Linked DNA regions of Mus musculus: region 1 is linked to region 2. Evidence: chromatin loops called from intact Hi-C (ENCODE). Cell type or tissue: left cerebral cortex. All regions are shown on one strand. Links, peaks and the distances in the headings refer to the core of each region. The heading gives the core; the rest is flanking DNA. Region 1 overlaps Abcc8 (ATP-binding cassette, sub-family C (CFTR/MRP), member 8). Region 2 holds the start of Abcc8 (ATP-binding cassette, sub-family C (CFTR/MRP), member 8).

Region 1 (7,549 bases), core at 1,722-5,721, 50 kb after region 2:
ATCTGCTTCTCTCCCTCCAACCACGCCTCTCTGTGGAGGGTGTACCACTCATTTACTGACCGTCTAAGTGCCTTGAGCAGACACTCAGTAAATGCTATTGACTTTCTTATCGTATCATCATCCGTGTCCATTTAACCCTTGCTGTGTGATGCGTCCGGTCCTTTGCACAATTCCATGCATGAATGAATACCAGCAGAGCATTACTACCAATTCTCTTCCTATAGATGCGAGCTATATTTGCCCTAATTCACACAACTAGCAAGAGGCAGAGCAGAGATTCGAACTTAGTTCTTCTCACTCTTTTGTTTTCTTTTTTAATATTTTTATTAGGTATTTTCCTCATTTACATTTCCAATGCTATCCCAAAAGTCCCCCATACACCCCCCCCATTCCCCTACCACCCACTCCTACTGTTTGGCCCTGGCGTTCCCCTGTATCTCATATTTCCTGGGCTATATTTCCTCCTAATCAACATTGGTTTCAGGTTTTTCTTCAGCAAAGCAGACTGGAACCATTCAGTGTGTGTGTGTGTGTGTGTGTGTGTGTGTGTGTAGGGCCCAGAAGTAACCCAGGCAAACACTGCTTTCCAAAGAGATCACTCTCTTAATTAAAGAGCCAGAACCTTAGGCTGAGTCTGTCATGGATCTATTATTTATGCCCACCTACTTCTAAAGGGCGGTGAAATTAGCTGCTGAGAGATGAATAGCAAATGGAATCTTTAAAAGGCAGGAGAGGGAACCCTGAGAAATAAAGAGGGTGGAGAGGAGTGCAGAACCTGCACTCAGCCGCAGCCACGCCCACAAAGCCTGGCTCTGCTCTGCCATCGAGGAGGGAAAGAGGTGCTCTAGCCCCCCAGCTGGAATTCACAGCGCTTAGTCAGGATGGTGGGGGAGGGGTGCAGCCAGTTCAACAGGGGGGCAGCTTGCCCTACAGGTTTGTCTTTCTCTCTCTCTCTCTCTCTCTCTCTCTCTCTCTCTCTCTCTTTAAGGAAATTAGTTTTCTCTTTTTTACGGAAATGACGGTGACAGGTTTTGATAAACCCGAGCAGAGAGAATTGCACGGTATCTTTTTTCCAAACTGCCCCCGAATGGTATTTTCCAGCAGTAACAAGTCTCCCTCCCTGCTGTGGCCATGGGCTAGCAGGTGAGCCCTTTGGGTTCCCTGATAGGTCCTGTGGTGTGGGAGCAGAATGGCCCTGCCTGCAGCAAGGTTCCCCAGCAGTTCTCTGGGGAGGACCTAGAACTGGTTTGAGCTCAGGCCACGGCTAGCTTTGATAACAGCTCCCTGGGGCTCTGGTGAAGCCCGTCATTTAGCCATGTGTCTGGGACAATTCAGAAGCCTCCGTGAACTGTGAGCTGAAGAAAGCAGCCAGTGCTTATCCGGTCCCTTAGCAAGGGTGACCTCACCAAAGCCAGCCACTTCGTGGCAGCAGCGTCACTTTCTGTCAGTGTTGGAGCAGGACACTAGAGTTGGCCACCTCCCTGGGTCCTATTCCTAGAATATTAGTCTCTATACTCCATGTTGAAGGCAATCTGGGTTCAGTTTCTCACCAGGGTAAACCTTTTCTAGAAGAGATTACAGAGTTCAAGCCCGGAGCTGCCCCTCCCTCTCTTCACCTTCTCGATATCCCACCCCCACATTATCACACTAGCTCCTCTGACCACCAGAGGTAGCAGATGACATGAGATACCAGTGATTCAGCTGGTGGCCTCTCCTTCAGGATGCTTCAGTGCTGGGGTCTAGCTGTTGCCTCTCTCCCTTTAGAAAACCTGCCCCAGCCAAGGGCATGCAAAGGGCCGTTCCATGGTGGCTAAAGCTGGGTGCCTTTCACATGCCAGGCGCTGTCCAGGACGCTTCAGTGTCTCCGTTTGTCCCCTCACCCTGTTCTCCCCACTCAACAGACGAGAAACCGAAGTGAAGCAGGTTACACCGTTCTTATCCTGGCATAAGTAGAATTTGCAGCCAAGTGGGCACCTGTGAGCTAAAGGGACCTGAGAGCTTCTGGAAGAAATAACTTCTCACCCGATGACCCAAAAGTTAGCAGCCTCTTTGCTATGTCACAGGTACATACACACACACACACACACACACACACACACACACACACACACACCCTTCACAGAGCCACTACATGAATCCTCAGGTTTTGCGCTCATCAAAACCCACCTTTCTCAATGGGCCTGTTTGAAGCCAGGAGGAAGGCTGAGGCACCAAGATTCTTGTTCCTCAGAATCCATCTTGCTCTCCTCCATGGGCTAGCTCCCCCTAGGCATACCAGGTTAACCTGTAGCCATCCCTAGACTGTGAGTGCACATGCCTGGCTCAATCTTGGCTTCTCCATACCAATACATTAATTCCACCAAGATATATTGATTGACCCCATCTGTGACGCCAGACCCTGTGCCCAGTCACAGAATGCAATGATAGTTAAGACTTGGCTCCTTACTGGGCATGGTGGTGGCACATGCCTTTAGTGCCAGCACTCAGAGGCAGAGACAGGCAGAGCTCTGTGATCTCGAGGCCAGCCTGGTTTACAGATCAGGTCTCCGGGCAGCCAAGCCTGTCTCAAAAGCAAAAAGGGAGGGCAGGAAAATCAGTAGCACCAGAGCACCGGACAAGGAGGAGCTCTGTGGTCCGGGGCTGGGTGTGGGGGGACTCTGAGAAGCTCCTTGCAGGTGGGTGTGAGCTCCTCTAATGGAAAAGGAGGGAGTGGAAGAGGAAGGTACCCAGATGACGTCACTGTCTAGGCAAAGGCTTGCTGATGTCAACGAGCATGGCTCCGGGTGCCTGAAGTACTACTGAGTGTGTGGGATTCAGTGGCGAGAGGCAGATGAAGGGAGCGTGCCATGATTAAACGTAGCAGCATGAGAAAGACCGTGAAGCTGAAAGGCTGTAGAACGGCCTGCTTCTGATAAAGGACGATGGAGTAGGGGACGGGACCAGGGGAGAGGTCAGTTGACTCTGAGAGAGTCTAAACTGATGTGGCTGAGTTGGTTCCATTTGTCCTGAAAAGCCCTAGGTAGCCCTGTCTCCATCTGGACACCTATCTCGAGGCAACGAGCTAAGAATGGGAGCTAAGAACGTTAAATGCTTCTCGCTCCTGGGAGGAACCCCGAACCCAAGACATTGGCCCTCGGGTCTTCTGAGAGATGGTGCCCTTGCAAAGTGAGCCAAGAACAAAATAGCCTTTAACCTGGAGACCCCTCCTGGTAGCGCCTACAGCAAGCCTACAGCCAGAGGCCAGGGTCTCCTTACCAAAGCCAAACCCTGGTGGCCAGGAGACCAGAAAGAGTTCCAGGGGTGTGCAGGGCCGGAAACTGGGAGATTAGGGAGGTACGGCATCGAGATTGCTCTGGGGAAATGGAGCTTGTTGGTACAACTGCTCATTTATTCCTGCAAGGACCAAATGAGCTAAGTACGGCTGAGCAGGCAGGAGCAGATGCTCTGGGGCAAGCTGCCTGAGATGAGATTTGATCTGTGTGTTTTGGAAAATTCCATAAGCATCCTGTACCAGTTTCCCCTTTTAACCCGCGGGGGCGACGAGAGGATTAACCTAGCATGTAGCAGGAGCCCTAGGAATATTATGATAAAGGTTATTATTCTGCTATGGCCCTCCTTGCCAAGAACAAAATTCCCATACTGTACTTCTAGCCTCTCTCCCAGGAGAGACCACAGTCAGCTCCCCGGAGACAAGAACCACGTTTTATTTTTCTCTCTGAATCCATAGTCACTTTAGCAAATGAATTCATTTACAAATGAATGAACCAGGGACAGCTAGGGACTGTATTAATGTGTGTCTCTCCCATAAGCCTTTGCCCAAGTTGCTCCCTAACCCAGGCTTCTGCACCCACTCTGGGGAGGAGCCAGCCCTGAGACTGCAACCCCACATTGTGCTTTGATCGGTCCGTTAAGGCTCCAGGCTATTCACTAAAAGCCTTTCTGCTTAAGTAAGGGGAGGGAGGTCTGGCCCTTGCCCCCAGGATACTCCAGGCAGATAGGGCTATGTAGAAGGAGACCCAGGATGGAGAGTTGACCTGAGCAGATGCTGGTTCTGAATCTCAGAACCACGTGACTCCCACATGCTCCCTTTCATGAGTCACCAGCCTCTCCCTGGCTTCCTGACTCAGTTAACTGTCAGCCTGGGAGTTTCCAAACTCCCTGTGTAATCTCTAAGAAGAAAACATGTTAATAAAAGTCAATATTAGCAGACACGCTCAGGTACATTTCGTTTCCTGGGAAGTGAAAAATAAGGCTGTCAGTCCTTCTAATGTCCCCAAAAGCCATCAGGAAGTAGGTCTCAAGAAAGCACAGGGTGGGGAAAAGGTGACAACGTACAAATCTGGTTTTCCCAGGACTCCCTGATACCTTCTCTCTACCACCTCTTAAAGCACCTGCATGTGACCTGTCAGTGTGTCTGTCTATGCCCAATAATACCCCCACTTGCTGTGGGACTTTCCCAGAGCCTGCCTGTTGGTTTGTGGTGTTTGGCTCCAAGTTGCCTGACTCCCACCCTTAGATGTACCCAAGCGTGCTGAGGAGAGACTGGGGACTCGGGTGCCTCCTGAAGGCGACAAGTGGACAAGAGACTCGGGTAGGACCAGCTAGGCGTGGGAACCAGGTGGCCTGCTTAGTTCTGACTGTGCCACTTCCTTGCTCCACGACCTCAGGCAGGCGACATCACCTTCCTGGAACTTACTTTCTTCCTTTTAAGCAATGAAAAATACCCTGCCCTTTCTTTGCATCTCAGAGATCTAGCCTTGGCAGCCACTGCACAGGGGGCTATGAGTGGGAAAAAAATACTTCGGGACACTCACAGGCCTGAAGGAGGGAAGAACAGTGGACTGTACGGGCCCTGTCCTACCTTGTCCTACCTGAGGTTTTTTTTTTTCTTTTCTTTTCTTTTTTTTAACATAATGTATATTTATTTAACATTTAATACACAGTATACAGAATATGCAGCCCATACATTCTGCTCGGTCTGTCCCATTAAGAAGGCACCCCTTGGTTCTTTGTTGCTGTTCTTTCTTTTCTTTTCTTTTCTTTTCTTTTCTCTTCTCTTCTCTTCTCTTCTCTTCTCTTCTCTTCTTCTTTCTTTCTTTCTTTCTTTCTTTCTTTCTTTCTTATCAAACAGGGTCTATCCACATAGCCTTGATCCTCCTAAATCTTATATAGGTCAAACTGACCTGCACATTACAGAGAACTCCATGACTTTCTCTCCTGAGTGCTTAGATTAAGGTGTCTACCCGAGGTTCTTCATCTCCCGTTTTAATTCATCGCCAGGATCTTGAATGAATGCTGGGGGCCGTGAGTTACTCTGCACTGTTGTGATCAGAACACCTGAGGAACTCATTTAAGGGAGGAAAACAAATTAGGCTCAAGATCCCTTTGGATCTCTGTGAGCTTGAGGCCAGCCTGGTGTATACAGTGAGTTCCAGGTCAGCCTGAGCCACATGAGTGAGACTCTGCCCTTAAAACAGGCAAACAAAATCCATAGCCTTTGGCCCAGTTGATTGGGTGGGGCGTATGTTGTGGCAGCCGGGAAGGATGATAGACAGCTTCATGGTTCATGGGAAGCAGAGGGACAGAGGGTGTAAAAAAGACAGGGAAAAGATAGCCACAAGGTCTCACCCTAGTGACCCACTTCCTCCAGCTAGGTCCCACTTACAGCTAGGTTCTTCCCAACCTCTACAACCTCCCTAAATAGTACTGCCAAATGGAGACCCAGTGTTCAGTACAGGAGCCTGTGGGAACACTTTATATTCAGAGCACAGTGCGCACTGAGGCACTCGGTTCTCCCTCTGCCTGCACTGTGTCAGACAAGCACAGGGCAGAAGGGCAACCCCCCTGCCAAGCCCCTCACTGCCCACCCACACACTCTTCACTCCTCGCCGAGCTATGTGCTGTGCTGCTAAAGCTAGCTTGCTCTCTCTCTCTCTCTCTCTCTCTCTCTCTCTCTCTCTCTCTCTCTCTCTCTCTTACACACACACACACACACACACACACACACACACACACACACCACAGTGGTAAGGAAATAGGGACTCCTCATTAGCCTCCTCTAGACTTCCTAGGTAACTGCACACATGCACATACCCACACAGACACACAAATACACATCATTAAAAATAAAATTCAAATGCACCACAAGCTAGGGAAGCTACACAAGTATGAAGAAGATAAAATACATGTACTATCTCACCTTCTTGTGCTTCCTGTCTTTTTCATTTCATCCAGTTGTGTATCATCTTCCTCAAAATTCTCTAACACTTTGGTTCCTCCTACTTTTTTCTGGGCTCCTGTAGTTCTCTTTCTTCTGTCTGTCTGCTTTCACCCATCAGACTATGGCCCCTGCAGGGCAGGCTTTGTGCCATGGTGTAGCTTGGCACACAATGTGCGGGCCAGGAGAACAGAGGTACCCTAGAGAGATTCAGTCAGCAACTGCTTGCTTGCTGTGCCGTGCTGTGTAAAAGGCTGCATGCTCTATGTAATCCAGAACTTGGGTTCCCAGAGTCTGCGGGACAGTGAACTCCAGTTTCTGGGAGTTCCTGTCTCAAGAAAACAAAGTGGAGAGCAACTGAGGAAGTCACTCGATGAGGACCTCTGCCTTGAACTGCTTACCCACATGAACAAGTACATACAAAATATACACAGATGTGTGCTCGCATGCATGCGCGCGCACACATGCACACACTCCAGCAGTCAGTGAGAGAACATGCTTGCCAAATGTACTAGTCTTTACTTTTTAGCTTAAAATATATACACAAAGCTTTGGTAAGGCTCCTGCTAGAAGTTTAGGGATACAATAGAAAGAGGAAGGAAGTGATCCCAGGTTAGCATCCCAACTTCTTCCCCTCTTTCTGACTCTGTTGAATAGAGCCTATTCTCCAACCCTGAACCTCAGTGTGCTCATCTGTAAAGTGGGGACAGAATGCAGTAGAAGTGCCAGACTGAGTGCCAACTCCTTGGCACTGTGCACGGCAGTAGCCACTAGCAAGAACTCACCCCTCCTTCTCTCTTCCCCCATGATTAATACGCCTGTTAGCAAGCTCCATTTATTACCGATCTGTCACGTGCTAAGCACTGTGGGGGCTGGAAAAGATGTTCTTCCTGACTTTAAATCCCACAGGGCACACCAGGCTCACACAGGCACTGATGGAGAGCAAGGCAGTCCATTAGGAGTGCTAATTGAGCAGCTGAGATCGAGATGAACAGAGCCAGGGCTGAGTCAGGGCTAGAGGAGGGCGTGCTGAGTCCTCGGGAGGCCCTGGAGAAGCAGACCACACAGCCTTTGCTACTCTGGAGGAAGTCTCCCGAGAGAAACTCACCTGGGCTGTGGCCACAGGGCAGGAGTTTGTCAGCTCTCATCCTGGGCTTTAGCCACAGGGCAGGAGTTTGTCTCATGTTAGTGCTCTGCCTTGAATTGTTGATCACAGCAAGCTGGTGCTTGGAGAAGCTGGGTTAGGAGGAGCTGGGAGAGTGGGCAGGGACCACACAACCCAGAGGAAGGGGCCAGGGATTGGTGACGGCAAATGCCTCATGACCTCACTTG
Region 2 (7,549 bases), core at 1,404-5,403:
AGCATGAGGTGCCTGCCCCGCTGCTGTCATGGCTTCTGATTTATGAGCCATATGAGAGAGATGATTCCTCCTGTTTATAGCTGAAGCTTGAAGAGGTTGATGTGCCCATGATCCCATAGCTGGCCAGATACCCTGCTTCCATAGTACAGACTTCCATAGTATTGGAGCCCAGGAAGGCCCAGGAAACCAGAGCTAAGGTAACCTCTGGCAGAGATGTCCTATCTTGGGACAGTGAAATATGAATTGTCACCTATAGATGTGTTGGGCTTCATTCATGGCCATCTTGGCTTTCACATGGCCACCAAGCCACAGGTCAGGCACACTTGCTAGGAAGAAGGAAAGAGATGGAAGAAGGCAGGTCACTGGTCTCAGCCCATCTCTGGACCAGTCCTCCAGGCTGACAGCTGAGTCTGTGGTAGGGCTCAGAGGGGGACGTCCTCTTCAGCTTCACCAGTCGGCACCTTCTGGGATCTCATATCACTGAACTAGCCTGGGAATTAGATTCTAGAAGAAACAAGAATCTGAACCTTAAGCATCCTCAAGCTGGTAGGGAACCAGGATGAAGGGTTATTTGGGCCCATGGTTTAAGGAGCTACAGTGTTTCATAGCAAGGGCCTTGGAGGTAAGGACATGAGGTGGCTGGTCATGTTGTATCTGCAGTGTGGAAATAGAAGGACAGGAAGTAAGGCTAAGTCTCTGCTCTCCAGCAACTCTTCAGCAACCCACTTCCTCCAGCTAGGTGCCACTTCCCCAAAGTTCTATAACTTCCCAAAATACAGGGAACCAATGGTTAAACCATGTGAGCCTGTGGGGGCATTTTCCATTCAAAGCACACCACAGAGTGTGCACAGGAATTGCCCTTCTTGGTTGGGTGACTGTAGAGAGATTGCCTCTTCAATGGAAACACAGTGATACTGGGTGTGGTGACATTTGCCTGTAATCCTAGCTCCAGGCACACAAAGGTAGGAAGATTAGGAGTTCAAGGCCAGCCTTCGTCAAGTGTGGTGGTTTGAATGAGACTGGCCCAAATAGGCTCATAGTCTTGAATGACTGGACACAAGGGAGTAGAGCTATTGGAAAGGATTAGGGGGTGTGGCCTTGTTAGAGGAAGTGTGTGGACTTTGAGGTTTCGAAAGACCTATTCCAAGCCCAGAGTCTCTCTCTTCTTGCTGCCTGCAGACTCAGATATAGAACTTTCAGCTACTTCTTCAGCCTGCATGTCACCATACTTCCTGCCTTGATGATAATAGACTGAACCTCTGAACTGTTAAGCCAGCCCCAATTAAATGTTTTTCTTTATAAGAGTTGCCAAGGTCATGGTGTCTCTTCACAGCAATAAACCACTGACTAAGACAGCAAGTTTGAGGCTATCCTGGACTACACAAGACCCTGTCTCAAACAAGCAACCAAACACCCTTAACTGGCAAGAGCAATATTTAATTTGTATATATAAGAAGCTCTTATCGAAAAAAGCCAACAGAAAAAAATGTTAGCCTTGGTTGTTGTCAGGAGTTCCCTCCCCACTTCTCCCATTACATGGTGTCAAGACACTAAGGCAGGCTGACTCACCAACCGTCCATTCATGTACAATTGAGGATCTCGTGCGTCCATCAGTCTGTGGCTCTTCCCTGAGGTGAAGGAATCTGGCATGATCTATATGGGTTATCTAGTATAATCTACCTACACCATCATTGGCAGCTAGGTCCCCAGCCACTTCTCCATTAAGCAGATAGCTAGGCATCAACTGTAGAACTTTCTCTTCTCTCCTGACATAGGGAGAGTGGGGCTGAGAGGGGAGATGCTGTTGCTCCCAGAGTCGCAGACAGAATGTCTCTACCCAGTCCTCTCATCTATTCCCAGTTCCCCTGAGGAACCACAGAAGCACTGTCTGTCTGTCTGCTTCCCACCTAGACCCAGCTTCACAGTCATGGGGGTAAAAGGAGCAGGAGGAAACGTCTTTCTCCACTGGTACCGATAGCCCCACGTTGTTCTCCATCCTTCTGCCGCGATGTTCTACAGCATAAGAGTGACCATTCAACACCATCTGCTTGCCAGGATTTAGAATCCCCTGGGCACACTTATGAAGGAGGTTTGAGAATCGGCTGACATGAAATGTGAAGACGCCTCTTGAGCGTGGGTGGCACCATCTCATGGGCTAGGAGTCTGGACCAAATGAGTGATAAAGAGAACGATGAGCACCAGCATCCTTCTCCCTCTGCTTCCTGACTGCAGAAGCAACTGGACAGCCACCTTGTGTTCCTACTGCCACACTCCCCTGCCATGAGCCACCGTGCCCTCAAGCCACAAGTAACTGTAACACGATGGCTACACACTGAATTTTGCTTTTGATTTCAACCAGCTCATTGGTTGGGATTGTTGGAAAGGTTCAATTCCTGAATTGCCACCTATTCCCTTGCTGGCATTACACAAGTTACCCAGTTAGCCACACAAAGGCCTGAGCAACATCGACCCCAGGAGAGCCACTCCCACCGTGCCTGCCAGCGAGTGAGAATCCAGACTCTTAAATCCAGGTCTGTTCTTGTTCTGCCACTAGATGGTTGAGAATTCTTCAAGTGGGGTACCTTTGCTTAAAGCACTCTCCCAGTGCTTACAGACGTGGCAGGGTCTCCGGGGCTAGCAAACCCAGAGGCCCGCCCCTCACTGTATGGAGACACACGCAAGTCCATTTCATCCATAAAGGATGCCATGAAGCATGCGCTCCTCCAGGCCTGTGTCCGTGTTCTCTGCACCCACCCCACTGAAGCCCAGGAAGGACTACACCATGCAGGTTGCTTGTTTTCAGTGACCCTGCACTGATGGGCATTTGAGGTGCTTCTAGGGCCCAGCTACAAAGCAGTTCTATCACACATCCTTGGCAGCTACAGAGAGCCTTCTTGGGCAGCTGGCACCATGCGTTCCAAGAGAACTCTCAAATCCTTGTGTCAGGCAGTGGGCTGTGTGGTCTGTGTAGACTGCTGGCAGCCACAGTGTCCCTGAGGTAAACGGGTCCTCAAGACTGCAGGCTAAACATGCTCCCGCCACTTGCAGCTCTCCTCACTAGAATGTTACAATGGACCACACCTTTTGTTTGCTGTAAGGACCCAGGAGAGGCAAGTGTAGGGTAGTTGTAGACACTGAATGGGCATAGAGAACCTGCCTCACCTGCACGCTAAGCCCCTTTGATCCTGTGATCTCATCCCAGCTCATATGACTTCCTCTCCCCACCCATTTAGAAATGAGAAAAATGAAGCTCAGAAAGGTGACTGGCCACATAAGAAGTTATGTAGGAATCTGGCCATATGCTATCTCACGATGGGGATGTGCTCTGAGAACTATCACTAGGTGGCACCACTGAGCACACAGCAGCAGAGCCTCTGGTCACTGTACTGAGATACCTATGACAGCAGAAGGCAGTCTAGTCTAGTATGTCCCCTCCCCACAAAGCCCTCGGTATGAATGCAGTCCTCAGTTGCCTGAAAGGTTGTGCATCCATGACAACGTGGCTGAGCATGTAACTGCACAAAGAATAATGCAGAAATGTAGAGAAAAACCTAAAATAAAAGAAAACTCCAGCCTAGGGCAGGAAGGTTGAATTTGAGGCTAATGTGGGCCACACAGTGAATTCAGGGCTACATAGCAAGATTCCATCAATGAGGAGCAGGAGAAAAAGGAGGGAGAGGAGGAGGAGGAGGAGGAGGAGGAGGAGGAGGAGGAGGAGGAAGATGATAATTATGATGATATAAGAAAAAAGGAATGCTAGAGTCCACAGCAGTGGGAGTGGATACATGCATGTGCTTATAGTATCACATCCACAGGCAAAACCAGAAAGGATAAGCTTGGTCTCTGATCCTCCCTTGCTTGCTCTCTGGTCCTCCCTTGCTTGCTCTCTGGTCCTCCCTTGCTTGCTCTCTGACCCTCCCTTGCTTGCTCTCTGATCCTCCCTTGCTTGCTCTCTGATCCTCCCTTGCTTGCTCTCTGATCCTCCCTTGCTTGCTCTCTGGTCCTCCCTTGCTTGCTCTCTGGTCCTCCCTTGCTTGCTCTGTAGTCCTCCCTTGCTTGCTCCCTGGTCCTCCCTTGCTTGCTTCCTGGTCCTCCCTTGCTTGCTCCCTGGTCCTCCCTTGCTTGCTCTCTGGTTCTCCCTTACTTGCTCTCTGGTCCTTGCTTGCTCTCCTACTGCTCACCTAGCTCTCTCCACTCTTACACAGTCCAGGGCCCTGTTCATGAAATAGTGTTGCCCACAGTGGGCTGGGTCCTCCCACAGTAATTAATAATCAAGACAGTTAGCCACAGACATACCCACGGGCCAGCCTGATTTAGGCAATTCCTCAACTGAGGCTCTTAATTGATTCTAGGTTGTGGCAAGTGGACAATTAAAAACTATCAGGCACTGGGGAGAAGTCCCCGTGGTTAAGAGTATTCCCATGGGCTCTCTTGAGGAGACCAAGTTCTGTTCCCAGTAACGCCCATGCCAGGCAGCTCTCAACCAATAATTCCAGCTCCAGGGGATCCAAGTTCCTCTTCTGGCCTCTATTGGTACCTACACACACACACACACACACACACACACACACACAGAGAGAGAGAGAGAGAGAGAGAGAGAGAGAGAGAGAGAGAGAGAGAAAACCAATCTTTAAACAAACAAACAAAAACAAAACAAAAACCCTAATCACCACAAGGGAAGAGAGCTAGATTCAGGCCAGGTTCCCACTGGCTAGCAAGGACACCTTGAATCTTTTAGGGGAAAGATCGGGACAGGCTGTGAGGTCACTCTGCGACCCCGCGCCAGAGACACTTGAAAATTCCCACGCACCCTCCTAAGTTCAAGTTCTTTAGTTTCTTTGGACCGAATCGGGTACGGGCTTGTGCCACTCTGTTCCTATGGGGACCCCTCTGATCTACATCCAGCTGAGCCTAGTTCCAGAGAATCAACATTCGGGAATCCCAAATCCACGCACTCCGGGCTCACCCGGATCATCTTGGTTACTACTCCCACTCAGACACCGCCTCGCCTGCGCACCCAGCGCACGTGCGCATTGGGTGAGACCCCACCCTCGCCCCACAAGAGCAGCTGGAAGGGCGGGGCCCAGCGGCAGGTGGGGGCGGGGCGGGCCGGGGCGGGGCGGGGCGGGCCGTGCGGGAGCCCAGGGTGCTGCGAGGAACAGAGGCGCGGGAGGCGCGCGGAGCCAGAGCAGAGCCCGTGCGCGCGCCACCATGCCCTTGGCCTTCTGCGGCACCGAGAACCACTCGGCCGCCTACCGGGTGGACCAAGGTGTCCTCAACAACGGCTGCTTCGTGGACGCGCTCAACGTAGTGCCACATGTCTTCCTGCTCTTCATCACATTCCCCATCCTCTTCATCGGTGAGCGCGCGCCCAGCGACGGAGGGCGGGAGGACGGGTGGGGGAAGGACGAGTGGCCGGGGTGGGGGTGGCGCGCGGCCCCGGCAGTCCCGCACCACCGGCTTGCTGGTCTTCCTGGGTCCCCTGCTGTGCGTCTCTTTTTTTTTCCCCTCGCACCCTCCCCTATCCTTGAACTCGCGCCAGACACGATGGGCGCTAGCGACCTTAGGGATCCCCAAGTTTTGCTACCGCAGAGCCTGACTCGGGATGGGGCTCTGCACGCGAGGGAATCGGCCTCACCCTGAGTGACGCTGCGGCGGGAGCCAGGCCATCCTTTCCCCCCGGCCGTGCTGTCACAGACTCGGGAGGGAGCTCAGACTCCAGCCAGGGAGGTTGGTGGTGGAGGTCAGCGAGCTGTTCCGGTGGCCCAACTTCCCGACTTTGGGCAGAGCATTTCCCAGGCCCGGGGTCCGTTCCACGTTGCAAAGAGATAGAGTTTGGGTGCCGGTATCCCGCCACCCCCAAAGGCAGTTCTTCTCTTGTAACTTCTTCAGGACAGTGTGAGTCAACTCAGATCAGATTTAGGAACCCCCTTCGACTCCCAGCGCGCTTGCCTGAAAGTGGTCTACAAAGTTGGGCGCCCAGTCTGGTCCCTTCCTCTCCACATCCTTGAATCTCTCAGGCCAATCAGCTCTGTTCAAAGAGTGTTGACTGTTCATTTACATTAATTAAGAGAAATAGCAAATCTTTAAAACTCTTTAGGGTAGAAGGCCGAGGTGGCCATTGAACTAAATTAGTAAAAAGTTGCTGAGCCGGGCTATCCTGGAAATCTCGGTTCTTGGGAGGTGGGGGCAGGAGGATCAGGGAGTTTAAGGTCATCTTCAGTTACATAGGAAGTTCAAGGCTCGTGTGGGCAACATAAGACCCCGTCTCAAAAATAAATAAATAAATAAATAAATAAATAAATAAAGAGCTGCTGCAGAAGGAAGCTGCTAGTTACTGACAGAGGTAAATGATGTGCATGCCCATATGTCTAGCAGAAACGAAACAGAATGGGTAGACAGTCACACAAGAGGTCAGTGTGGTGGTCCCTGCTTAGGACCGGCCTGCAGGCTCAGGCTTTGTGCCTGGATATCCAGTTCATATGCTCATCCCTGGGGAAGGAGGATTTGCATGGTCTCCTTATCACCATGCTGGGCCTCCAGGTGGGCGTCCTGCCTTCTGCGTCTCTCCCCACAGGATGGGGCAGCCAGAGCTCCAAGGTACACATTCACCATAGCACCTGGCTCCATTTCCCTGGCCACAACCTGCGCTGGATCCTTACCTTCATGCTGCTCTTTGTCCTGGTGTGTGAGATCGCTGAGGGTATCCTGTCTGATGGGTAAGTGAGCTCCAGGGGAGTGGGGAAGCTGCAGGAGACCCTCCCTGTGCCTGCTCATCGGCCTTCTGTAAACCAGTACCTGGTGTGAACTGCGCCAGGCCTTAGGCACATATGAGACGCAGGGCCTACCATCAGTCTGGAGGATAAAGGGGTGCAGATTTCTGTACCAGTTCCCAGTGAGACCATTGGAGAGCCTTGTCAGAGTGTCCCAGCTGCTGTGGGCAATACCCGGTCTCTCTGAAAGTGACTGAAGTGCGTGAGGGGACAGTAAATCCTGTCACTTGTTCTTACTGAAGGCCTCTCCTTGGTTCCCATTCATTTACAAGATTCAAGGATCTCTGGGCCCTCATCTTTGTCCCGATACAGCCCCACCTGCCTCTAGCCCCACTCTTGCCCCCACATTCACCCCTTCCCTCACCTCTCCTACAGACCGGAAAGTGTGTCCAAGTTTCCATTCGCAAAGCTGTCAGAATGTGAGGTCTGGGATGCCTGTCCTCTTTGTATTCACAGTGCACAGCCCACAAAAGCTCTGCAAACGTTGACTCCTAGGACGATAAATCAAATCCTACCACACAGACATGATCTGGGAGGAGCAGATCAGAAAGCAGTGTCAGATAGGTTCCATGGTGGAGGGGGCTTTGGAGCTGAGCCTGGATGGGTGACAAGTGTTCTGCTGTGGGGTGGGGCAGGGGGAGAGACTACGGCACTGGACGGAGAAGGATGAGGAACAGTGCCTGGGCTGCGGCAGAGGTGACAAGCATGATTTAGGCTATCATGATTTGAGGCCTAGGGGAAAGCTAGGTCTGCAGAGATGATCCTGGGAATGAGGC

Evidence for each region. Peaks named below come from ENCODE experiments on the same cell type or tissue, not always from the same donor. Only the 100,000 strongest peaks of a DNase experiment are listed, where the experiment ranks them.
Region 1: it touches region 2 in a loop (4-fold over the local background); 3 of 42 quality-filtered maps call a loop at or near these places.

What each region holds. Positions count from the first base shown.
Region 1 is chr7:46,127,927-46,135,475 of GRCm38, reverse strand. All of the region lies in intron 16 of Abcc8 (ATP-binding cassette, sub-family C (CFTR/MRP), member 8), which reads left to right. Among named protein-coding and RNA genes, the nearest start is that of Gm51481, 28 kb to the right of the region's middle. In left cerebral cortex, for the core only: no CTCF peak of the experiment used is centred there; DNase peaks (open chromatin) are centred at 2,832, 3,500 and 4,066; H3K27ac peaks cover 2,348 bases.
Region 2 is chr7:46,177,612-46,185,160 of GRCm38, reverse strand. It overlaps Abcc8 (ATP-binding cassette, sub-family C (CFTR/MRP), member 8), which reads left to right and starts at 5,128. Exons shown (of 39, transcript NM_011510.3): 1 at 5,128-5,359; 2 at 6,578-6,719. The coding sequence starts at 5,212. In left cerebral cortex, for the core only: a CTCF peak has its summit at 3,340 (motif pointing right); DNase peaks (open chromatin) are centred at 3,346 and 5,015; H3K4me3 peaks cover 658 bases; H3K27ac peaks cover 661 bases.